Linked DNA regions of Homo sapiens: all the other regions are linked to region 1. A link is a contact called in ENCODE Hi-C or POLR2A ChIA-PET data. All regions are on one chromosome and are shown on one strand. The core of a region is the stretch at or near the end of the contact, and the rest is flanking DNA. Distances in the headings are between cores, read along the strand shown.

Evidence for each region. Hi-C counts contacts between places; a loop is a spot of excess contacts on that map. ChIA-PET counts read pairs that join two places held with the same protein, here RNA polymerase II (POLR2A). Pooled maps may share reads with other maps.
Region 2: a map with no recorded cell type shows a loop between it and region 1 (4-fold over the local background). The contact joins the promoter of TBC1D22A here to the enhancer-like site in region 1. A Hi-C loop is called at or near these places in 12 of 37 single-sample maps with no recorded cell type and 5 of 50 pooled maps. POLR2A ChIA-PET finds 5 or more read pairs at or near these places in 1 of 52 experiments (B cell).
Region 3: a pooled map shows a loop between it and region 1 (6-fold over the local background). The contact joins two enhancer-like sites. A Hi-C loop is called at or near these places in 5 of 37 single-sample maps with no recorded cell type and 5 of 50 pooled maps.

What each region holds. Positions count from the first base shown.
Region 1 is chr22:48,088,880-48,092,605 of GRCh38, reverse strand. No RefSeq gene overlaps it. Among named protein-coding and RNA genes, the nearest start is that of MIR3201, 180 kb to the left of the region's middle. RefSeq lists enhancers at 1,993-2,242, 2,273-2,352. Within about 2 kb of position 2,347, at least 6 of the 41 ENCODE cell types and tissues checked have a DNase peak (open chromatin) inside an H3K27ac peak, as active enhancers do.
Region 2 is chr22:46,761,360-46,764,852 of GRCh38, reverse strand. TBC1D22A (TBC1 domain family member 22A) reads right to left here and starts at 2,203. Exons shown (of 13, transcript NM_014346.5): 1 at 2,005-2,203. The coding sequence starts at 2,066. It overlaps TBC1D22A-DT (TBC1D22A divergent transcript), which reads left to right and starts at 2,325. Exons shown (of 1, transcript NR_186691.1): 1 at 2,325-2,942. RefSeq lists enhancers at 486-535, 556-635, 1,676-1,755, 2,456-2,585, 2,322-3,156 and 1 more and a silencer at 1,496-1,555.
Region 3 is chr22:46,578,595-46,582,153 of GRCh38, reverse strand. It overlaps a transcript of GRAMD4 not described here. Among named protein-coding and RNA genes, the nearest start is that of LINC02925, 39 kb to the right of the region's middle. RefSeq lists an enhancer at 227-306. Within about 2 kb of position 1,590, at least 10 of the 41 ENCODE cell types and tissues checked have a DNase peak (open chromatin) inside an H3K27ac peak, as active enhancers do.

The DNA of each region.
Region 1 (3,726 bases), core at 1,098-3,597:
ATTTTTCCATTTAAACAAAAAGAGAAATATTTTTAGAGCACTGTTCTGTTCATTGTTTCTTTTCTTTCTTTCTTTTTTCTTTTTTTTTTTTTTCGAGACGAAGTCTCACTCTGACCTCCAGGCTGGAGTACAGTAGTGTGATCTCAGCTCACTATTACCTCTGCCTCCTGGCTTCACACAGTTCTTCTGCCTCAGCCTCCCGAGTAGCTGGAATTACAGGTGCACACCACCACGCCTGGCTAATTTCTGTTATTATTAGTAGAGACAGGGTTATACCACATTGGCCAGGCTGGTCTGGAACTCCTGACCTCGTGATCCGCCTGCCTCGACATCCCAAAGTGCTGGGATTACAGGCGTGAGCCACTGCGCCTGGCCGCCTCCATAATATTAAACAAAACCTTCAACCCCTCAGTCTGAAGGGGTCACATTTGGGTTCATTTTCTGGTACAGCAGTTCCTCAAGAACGGCAGGCAAGCATTTGCCTCGAATCTCCCGACAAAGTTCAGCACAGAAGAAAGGGAGGCTTGGCCCAAGGACCACACCAACGTCTGCCCACAGTGGAGTTGGCTGGCCATCCACTATGATCTGTGTTCCACAATGGCTCTGAGGTTTTGGCGTTTATTTCTTCATCCAGCAGGCATAACTCTTGCTAATGCAGAAAGTGTCCAACGGCATGCAATTCCGATGTGAAACACCCAACATTTGAAAAGTTACTTTTTCTATATAGACCAATCCCATCAGATGAGCTGGCCCACGGTGCTTCAGCTGTCTGTCACTGGCTGTGTCCTACCAGACGGGGAAACCCCTTCCAGGTGGGGCTGGGGTCTCCGGACTCCCACATGGCTCATGCCCACAGTTGGTGCAGGGAAAAATGCCAGTGAAGATGAAGGATGAAACATGAGAATAAAATAAGTTTTATAACTTACTTTTTAAATAAGCAGGTATAAATTAAAATCAATATAAGAAAAACAGGCTCCCCAAAATAGAAGAGGGGTAGGAAAACCGATCTTACCCAGGCAGGCCCAGTCAATCCCCCAGGAAGGAAACCTCCAACGCAGAACAGTGGGAGCAGCTGGAGAAACAGGCCTCGTGAGATCTCAGGACGGGGCTGGGACTGAGGCAGAAAACCAGGAGGGTGCAGGCAGGTGCATGGGGAGGGAGGGGGGCCTTTTGGTTTTGCAGGATGTGCTGTGTCACACTTGAGAAGGTGGCAATGTAACTTCACTGCTGTGATCAGGGACCTGTGAATCCCGAATATCTGAGACAGGTCTCAGTTAATTTAGAAAGTTTATTTTGCCAAGGTTGAGGACGCGCCCATGACACAGCCTCAGGAGGCCCTGATGACATGTGCCCAAGGTGGCCAGGGCACAGTTTGGTTTTATACATTTCAGGGAGAAATGAGACATTGATCAGCATATGCAAGATGAACATTAGTTCAGCTTGGAAAGGCAGGACAACTCGAGGCGAAAGCGGGACAAATGGAAGTGGGGAGGGGGCTTCCAGGTCACAGGTAGACAAGAGACGAATGGTTGCATTCTTTTGAGTTTCTGATCAGCCTCTGCAAATGAGGCAATAAGATGTGCATTCATCTCAGTGAGCAGGGTGGGGGGCTTTAAATAGAGTGGGAGGCAGGTTTGCCCTGAGCAGTTCCCAGCTTGACTTTTCCCTTTAGCTTAGTGATTTTGGTGGGGCGGGGAGGGGCCAAGATTTATTTTCCTTTCCTAGAGGGCAAACCTGCTTTCTCTCTCATCCCCACCAGCTGGGATCAAGTCCATGTATTCCATACAACCCAAAGGCCCTTGTCCACTTTATGCTGCCTCTTTCTGCCCTTTGGGAGCAGTGGGAGGCACACCCCAGCCCCTTCTCCCTGCGTCCTGTGCGAGTCTCCTGGCTTAGCTGACTTTCGCTTTCTTATAGCCTGCCCAAGGAGGCATGGAACAGAGACCCTGGGGAAGATCGGGTCCACAGTCTACCAGTGAAAGGACTGAGCCCAGAGAGATAAAAAGACTAGGCCTGGGTCTTAGCAGTGAAGCTGCAGCCCCATTCTAGGTCTCCATAAGCATACAAGTGGACAAACAGAAGCCTGCTGCTGCGTGGGTGCAGAGAAAAATCCCAGTGCTCACAGGCACTGAGCATTTACCGTGTCTGTGCTTAGCAGCCCCAAGGGGGAGGCCATTCTCATTCTTCTTTTACAAAAGAGGAAACTGAGGCAGGAGAGGTGCCGTGCCTTGCCCTGGGCCTGGGGTGTGACCCGGAACGGGCTCTGGCTGGCGTCCTGCTGCTGGCACCACCGGCCGGGGAAGGACTGAGTCATCCTGGCCCTGTGGGAGTGGGAGGACGAACGGCTTGCTGTTCCAGCTTCTGACATGTGATAAAACAAAACAAAACAAACCCGAGCCCTTAGATTATCTGATTTGTGGTTTAATTATGTGTCTTCGGAGATGATTTAGGGGCTTAGGAAGGAGGCGGCAGCCCAGGCTCTCCTGGCTGTCCTCAGCCTGGCCCCGTCCTCCCGCTGAGAGCCGCAAGCCCAGCATGCTCAGCTTCCCTTCAAGAGGGGACCGTGCTCAGGACCCTGCAGAAAGCAGGTTCCAACTCTGACCCTGAAAGGGTCCCGGACACAGCTGTGTAGTGGCCTTGGCATTCCTGGACACAGCCATGTAGCAGCCACGGTGAGCTTAGGGCAAGAGGCCACGAGAGTCAGCCTTGCAGTCAGGTGACCTCAGCCTTGCTGGCCATCTTGGAGGCTTGTGATGGGACAGATTAGTAACAGAGGACAGTTCCTGGGACAGGAAGGAGGGTGGGAGACCTGCTGGGTGTCTAACGAGGAGTCCAGGCCCAGAAAGCTGGCCTCTTGGCAAGAGATTCCACTCCCTGGGACGGAGACGCTGGGAGGGCAGAATTTGTGGGGCTCAGATGCTCTCAGGATATGCGGGGGGCACCACCTGCTCAGTGAGCCTCTAGGTGTGCACACTCTCCCCACCCCGCCTGCCTCCCACCCCTGCTGCCCTCCCATCCCTCCTCCCTGCCTCTGCACCCGGTTCCCCCATCCATGCACACTCTTCTCTCTGACTGCGGCACCAGCCCCTCATCCTTAGTTGCTGGCTCCATGCAGCCCTCAAAACCCACGTCAGCCTGGCTGCTCCAGGATGCCTTTCCCCAGGCCCTCTGCCAGGCCTGCTGTGCCTGTCTCTGGGCCCCCATTCCCCCTGCAGGTGGGAGTTAAGCAATTTCCAGCAATCCTAGGAGTGGGAGGGAAAGGGATTGTCTCCCAGGCCCAGATGCTGGGGACAGCAGTCTGGTGGTAAGAGCCGGAGTCCCACAGCCAGATGACAGCTCCTCAGACATCTGGCGGAGACCCAGGGTGGCTCCTGCAGGGAGGAAAGAGACAGAGCAGGGCAAGTTGGGCCCCAGCCATGCCGCCCTTGAGGAGACAAGGCCTGGAAGGAGATGAGGCCTGGAAGGAGACCATGCCAGACTTGTCTCTCTGGGCCTGGCTCATTTCACTTGGCATAACGGCCTCCAGGTCCGTCCATGTTGTTGTAAATAGCAGGACTTCCTTCTTTATGGCTGAATAATGTTCCATTGGGTATACATCACATTACAGTACGCAGTCTTCCATAGACACACATGGAGATTGTTTCTGGATCTTGGCCCTTGTGAGCAGTGCTACAGTGAGCCTGTTCAGTGTGCCAATCACTCCTTGAAATACTTACTTCGACTCCT
Region 2 (3,493 bases), core at 954-3,453, 1.3 Mb after region 1:
GTCTCTAGGTGAGCATCCTTCCTTGCCTCTTCTAGCTTCTGGTGGCTGCCAGCAACCCCTGGCTTTCCTTGGCTTGTAAATGTACTATTCCAATCTCTGTTTCTGTCTCCATAGGGCCATTTCCCTGTGTGTGTCTCTCTGTATTCAAATTTCCCTCTTTTTATAAAAATACTAGTTGACGAACTAAGGCCCACCCTCATCCAGTATGACCTCATTTTACCTTGATTACTTGTGCAAAAACCCTATTTCCAAATGTCACATCCATAGTTTCCAGATGGACATAAATTCAACTCAGTATAAGGACAAATTACCAAGAGCCACAGCCTTCAATCCAAAGGTTGAGTCACTGCTGTAACTCCACACAGCAGCTCTGTTATTCTTACATCTAAGCTGATTAAGAATTAGAGTTTAGACTGATGAGGAACCAAAACCTTAAGACCTAAAAGTAACACATAAAAGTTACACTGTCATGTGGCTCCTCTTCCCTGGACTCTTATGTTCTACAGCATTTGTTCCTGTCACTACCAGGACCTCCTACCCACCACCATTCCAGAATCTTCACTCACCTTGGACCCTGACACTGGTTTTGTTGAAAGGTCTTACTGTTCTCGAATCAAGCACGGTCCTGTGGAGTCGAATAGGGTCTCCGGCCACCTTTGATGACTCCCTTCATTCTCAAAGCCACTGTCTGAGCTGTCAGTAACTCACGCTGCTAACCCCCAGATCACTCTTAAAAGTAAACTTTCCTTTTTTTTTTTGAGACAGAGTTTCGCTCTTATTGCCCAGGATGGAGTGCAATGGAACGATCTCGGCTCACTGCAACCTCCACCTCCCAGGTTCAAGTGATTCTCCTGCCTCAGCCTCCCAAGTAGCCAGGATTACAGGCATGTGCCACCATGCCCAGCTAATTTTGTATTTTTAGTAGAGACTAGGTTTCTCCATGTTGGTGAGGCTGGTCTCAAACTCCTGACCTCAGGTGATCTGTCCACCTCGACCTCCCAAAGTGCTGGGATTACAGGCGTGAGCCGCCACACCTGGCCAAAAGTAAACTTTTCTAACTGGATGCAGTAAATTCCAAAGTTTATCATTCAAACACTCAAACAATAATATTTATTATGAAACAGGAGTACAAACCATTTTACTGTGTTTATGAATGATTCTACTCAGACTTATCTTCGTAACACAATTCATAATTTTCAGCATTCCAGACTTCAGCTTTGGAACAGAACTATGTTCTGAAATCTTGACGTTTGCTTATCTCTGATCTGTTTTCACCAGTGGCTGATTTTATCCTAGGTACCCTCCACGTAATGTCTCATTCCCTAGGGCCCTGGCATAGCTCAGCGCCACAGCAATCAGACAAGGACTCTGGAGCTCTGGAGCTGTATAGCATCTAGGGTGTACCCAGGTCATTCCAGCCGAAGAAAAAAAAAAAAAAAAAAAAAAAAAAAAAAAAAACTTCCTGCTAACACAACATAGGAGGTGGTTTTGACACCAGCAAGCAGAAACATGGAAACTCACAGGGAAACTCTAGTCCTCTTCTATGCTCAAGGCAAGAGCCGCAGCCCTCAAGAGACCACAGGCAAATCAAGTGGGTCAAAAACACCACACCCCCTGCAGAAACTGATCCACCCAGCAGACGGGGGGCCTCAGCCCGGCCAGCTTCCGGACTCCACCAAACTTCACAGCATGACCCGAATCAGTTCCTTCCAGCCTCCCCAAGGAGCCCAGGAGTTTCTCGGAAAGAAGCCTGCCAGTGTCAGGAAAAACGCCAATAGCTCCTCCTCGTCCTTGCAAGCCTCGATCCTACGTGCAGCCACTGTCACCCCCAGACCCCACGCTCCGACCTCCGAGCCCCCCAACGCCCGTCACACCATCCAGCAGTCTCCTCAGAGTCCAAGTTGCCCTCTCCAGACCCCCGACTCCACCCGCAGCCCAGGAGGCCAACGCGGCCACCTGACCTCTGACCCCTGACCCCGACCTGGCCCTCCGCGGCACACCCACCTGCCCGGGAGCTTGCTGTTGCTGCGCTTCCAGAATTGCTTCCTGGCCCCGTCGCTGGCCATGGCCCCTCCTCATCCCTCAGACCCGCGGCCCAGACACCCCGAGTGCACCCGGCCCTCCCCTAGCGGCCCTTTCCTGTGCCCCGGGTGGCCCCTCACTGCTCCCGGGACTCCAGAGCCTAGAGCCGAGAAGCTCTTCCGCCTCCTTCCGGAAGTTGTGCCTACGCGCGCCCGGAAGTCCCGCCTAAGTCCCTGGTGGCGAGTGACGCAGCACTCCGAGCGCCCGTCGTTATTAAAGGGCGACGCCGCGCAACGCACGTTACACGCATCGCGGAGGGAGCGGAGGTGGTTGGGTTTCTGAGTTTGAGTCTGTCGCTCCTGGCTCTCCCGACACAACAGCGGCGCCCACCTGCCCGCAACGGACTCCCAGGAGCCTCGAGCTCCTCATTTCCAAAGCTGAACTGCCCCGTGTCTGATTCCGATTTCTCTTGAGCGCGTTTCGGAGCCGGCCCAGAACAGAGGGAAGCCAGACACACCATACCCGGCCCAACAGTGGCAGGGCGGCTGCGGGTGCTGGTCAAGCTGGGTCACCCGGCACTGAGTGACGATCAGCAAATACTCAGTGGACGAAATATTTGCAGTGCAGTGAGGTGAGGGGCATAACCGCGGAGCGTATTCGAAGAGATGAGAGAGACTGGGGATTAGGCCAGGCTTGAAGGGAAGAATGGTTTGAGCACCGAGGACAAGAATTAATTCCCCAGGCCTGGGTTCCAGCCTTGTGCGGCTATCACGTGCTTGAAACCTGGCTAGTCCGGAGTGAGATGCGCTTTACGTGTAAAATACAGGATTCCAAAGACGTCGTATAAAATAATTTGTATATTGTTTGCATGTTAGGTAACATTTTTAATGTATTGGATTAAATAAAATGCATTAAAATTATTTTTACATTCCTTTTACTCTTTTTAAAATTATTTTTACCTTTTTTATTCTTTTTTTCCGGGGGGGACTGGGGGTGGGTGTCTTGCTATGTTGCCCAGGCTAGTCTCGAACTCCTGCCCTCTAGTGATCCTCCTGCCTCACCCTCCCCAGTAGTTGGAACTGCAGGTGCACACGTTATGACTAGATCTTTTTACTGTGTGTGTGTGTGTGTGTGTGTGTGTGTGCAGAAAATCACTAAAAAAACCGTGTCTGGTTTGCATTACATTTCTGTGCTTCTTAGACCAAAGATTGAATGCTCAGGGACTGTCATTTCAGACTGGAGCTTTAGTGTATTTGGAGCTCCTGCCAGTTCTCTTTTAAAACAAAAATCTAAGACATATTTTCTGATTAAGAATTTCCCTGGAGGCTGAGGCAGGAGAATAGCGTGAACCCGTGAGGCAGAGCTTGCAGTGAGCCCAGATCGTGCCACTGCACTCCAGGCTGGGCGACAGAGCGAAACTCCGTCTCAAAAATAATAACAATTTCCCATGCCTCTTCATTTACTGGTAAGT
Region 3 (3,559 bases), core at 341-2,840, 1.5 Mb after region 1:
CAGTGACTCGGCCACTGCAAAGTGCATCCCAGAAGCCCTCACTCCTCGACCACCCATGGCCTCCACACCCAGCCCCACCCAGCCCCAGCCAAGGCCCCAGCACTGCTCCTCAGTAGACCTGCTTCCTCTAGGGAAGTGGCAGCCAGGCCTCTCCACCCACCTGGGCCTCCCTGTGGGAGGTGGTGCAGACGCGGCCATCTCAGGCCAGAGCCAGCTCTCAAGCTCTGGCTTCTATACCCTAGGCCAAGGCCTTCGTTTACAGGTGACCAAACTGAGGCCCAGAGAGGTTAGGTGTCTTGCCCAAGAACACACAGCAGCAAGATCAAGCACGCTCTCCGCCCAACCCCCGTGCATATGGGGCTTAGGTTAGAAGCACAGCCCATTGGTCCAAACCCACCTCTACCACGCAGCAACCTGTGGCTCTGTGCCAGGGCTTCCTCCTGCGTGAAATGCAGCTAACAAGAGCACCTACCTCCAGTTGGTACGAAAATAAATCATGTCTCATGCTTAGAGGGCTGTCTGGCCCTGAGCAGGACATGCTGTCCGAATCTTGCTATTTACTGCACATTTGACAGCAAAAAGAGAAGTCTCATCATGACTTTGAGTTTATTGCTGATATTTCTCTCACAAAACCCCCCTTAGAGGAGGGTTATCAGGAAGGCAGAAAGGCTGCAATGTTTATGAGCATAGCCTTGGGGGCAAAGCCACCCACGTGCAAATCCCAGCTCTGCTCGGGAACGAACTGGGGACTTAGGCAAGTGGCACTGCCTCCCGGTGCCTCAGTTTCCTCATCTGTAAAATGGGGTGAAGCTGTGTGCTCTGCAGACTTGGTTGAGACAATTCGTGTGAAACACTCAGCGCAGGCCTGCTGTGCAGAATGAGTGATTTCTATTACTATTATTAATGTTTTTGATAGGCCGGTACTTCCTGCCTTTCCTGTGTAACCACAGGGGACTTTAATCACTGGGCTTAAACATAATCACAACCCTAGGTTATAACTCAAACACCAAACAATCAGAACAGTAGCCCTGTAGACGGGACTGTCATTAGTGGCGAATTACCAGCCCAAAGTGTCCGCCCAGGCCTCTGCCACATGCCGAGATACCAAAGGCAAAACAACAGGGCTTTCTCCAATTAGGGAAACACGCATTTTCTTTTTTCTTTCTTTCTTTTTTTTTTTTTTTTTGAGATGGAGTTTCGCTCTTGTTGCCCAGGCTGGAGTGCAATGGCGCGATCTCAGCTCACCCCAACCTCTGCCTCCCGGGTTCAAGCGATTCTCCTGCCCCAGCCTCCCAAGTAGCTGGGATGACAGACATGCGCCAACACGCCCGGCTAATTTTTTGTATTTTTAGTAGACGTGGGGATTTCTCCATGTTGGTCAGGCTGGTCTTGAATTCCCGACCTCAGGTGATCTGCCCGCCTCGGCCTCCCAAAGTGTTGGGATTACAGGCGTGAGCCAGCGCGCCCGGCGAAACCCACATTTTCTTGCGCCACCTCTGTCTCTAAGAGTCTGAGTGACCTGCCTCTAAGTTCTCAAGTTAAACTATTACATATCCCCAGCAGCCAAGGGCTCCAAGCAGGTGACAGGCTGGCCTGGGCCCCACCCGCTGGGCTGGGTTAGGCCTGTGACACTCTGTTCACATAACTGTCCCCTTGGGAGATCCAGGCCTCCTCTCAGACCCCCCAGCCACACCTGACGGTGGAAGACTTGAACTTTTACTCCTTTACAAGCAGTATTTTTCAGGACCATTGCTGTGCCACCAAAAGGCAAAGAAAAGGCAGATCTAAACCCACCGTGGTGCCAAAGAGACCCCAAGCCAGCCTGTGGGATGCCCAAACCAGAGGCCTTCGAAAGCACTGTGAGTGGTCCACTTGGCCTCGGAGGCGCCCAGCAGATGACCATCTCCAAGCCAGGCAAGAGACGCTGCTTCCCAGCGAGCACCCTCTGCCTTCTGCCTGTTACTCACTAAACCCGGCCACAGCTTCTCTCCCTCAATTCACTGTCAATTTCTGTCGGAGCAGGGATGCTCTGCCACACACCCCAACACTGTCCCTGCTGCCCCGGGCTTTCTGCAGAGACAGTCTCCTTACCCCTAAAGAGGCCAGGCAGCAGCCTCTTGGGCCGCCTTGCAGGGGAGGAGGCAGGAACTCAGGCAGGGGGTGACCAGGCCACCCAGCCAGTCCCTGGTGTCTTCCCTCCCAGCCAGCACACGCCCACACCAACAGGAGCTCTGTAAATACCCAAGTCCCCACCATGGCCACTAGGCAGGAGACCCCAAACCTGACACACAGAAGCCCACATACAGGGACGCCTCCCCAGCTCCCCGAGATGGGGCAGCCTCCTAAAATGAGCCCCTGGCCGGAGCCCTGTCATGACAGGACTGGAACCCCAATGCCAAATAAACCCCAGTAGATTCGGCTACCGGAGAGAAATACCCAAACAGAGAAACATGGGGAGATGGAAGGGGGCTTCATGTGGCCCCCAGGGAGGGGAGGGGGCACACGGATGGCACAATCACTAACACAGATCACATCATGGGACTATCGGGGCCCCAGGTTCTCCCATAACAGGAAAGTCACCAGGACCCGTCAAGTGGGGTGCTGCTGTTTCTGTAACATGTCTAACATTGCTCTGATACTCCTTCCAAAGAGAAAACAGGCTTCAGGCTGGCAGCCCTCCCTGGCAGCAGAGGCTCACTAGGCTCCAATAACACTTTCTTTTCATTGAGCCTGAACCACTATTCTATTCTATTCTACAGCAGAAATGGTGATTCAGGAAAACCGGCTCTGATTCTCCTCCCTCGTTTTCCAGTTGGTGAAGGTGAAGCCTGGGAGAGCGGAGAGCAAAGATCACCTAACGCCGGCGCCGGGCTCCACAGATAAGAGGAGGGTACTAAGGGGAAGGCCTGGAAGGCTGGTGGTTTGGAGAGAGACCACCTGGTTCTTTCCCAGTGAAGGGTCCTCCACCTCCCTCAGCAGGAGACCCAGAATAAACAGCCTCCCAGGGCTATGTGGAAACACACCACAACTTGGAGACTTTCCCGTGCTCTCCAGAGTGCAAGACAGACATCACCGGACAGGCCCCGCCTGCCCCCAGGCTGCATGGCTGGGACAGCCGCACTCCACGCATCAGCCATAGGGGCAGCTGAGAGGAAAGAGCAGCAGAGCAGAGGGCTGGTGGCTCACTGAGACCCCAGGTGCCCAATTTCCCAGGCTCCAGGACCAAGCTGCATCTCCCTGTGAGCCCAGCACGGTGAGGACTGTGGGGCTTCGAGGTCTGCCCCGGGACCACAAAGTGCTGCAGAAGGGTCCACATGGCTGCCAAGGCAGGAGCAAGGCAAGACAGGCAGGGCCCCTTTCCTGGACCAGGCAGGGGTCTTCGGAAGGGTGTGCAGCAGGAAGGAGGGGCAGGGTTACTGAGGTCACTCATCTGGGGAGTCCCAGCTAACAACAGGGGAACGTGGTTTCACCCCAGCACGGGGCAGAGGCAGCAACTGAACACACACCCTGGCCAGACTGTGCATCCCCAAATGGGCCTGGGACACAAAAGTCAGGAAGA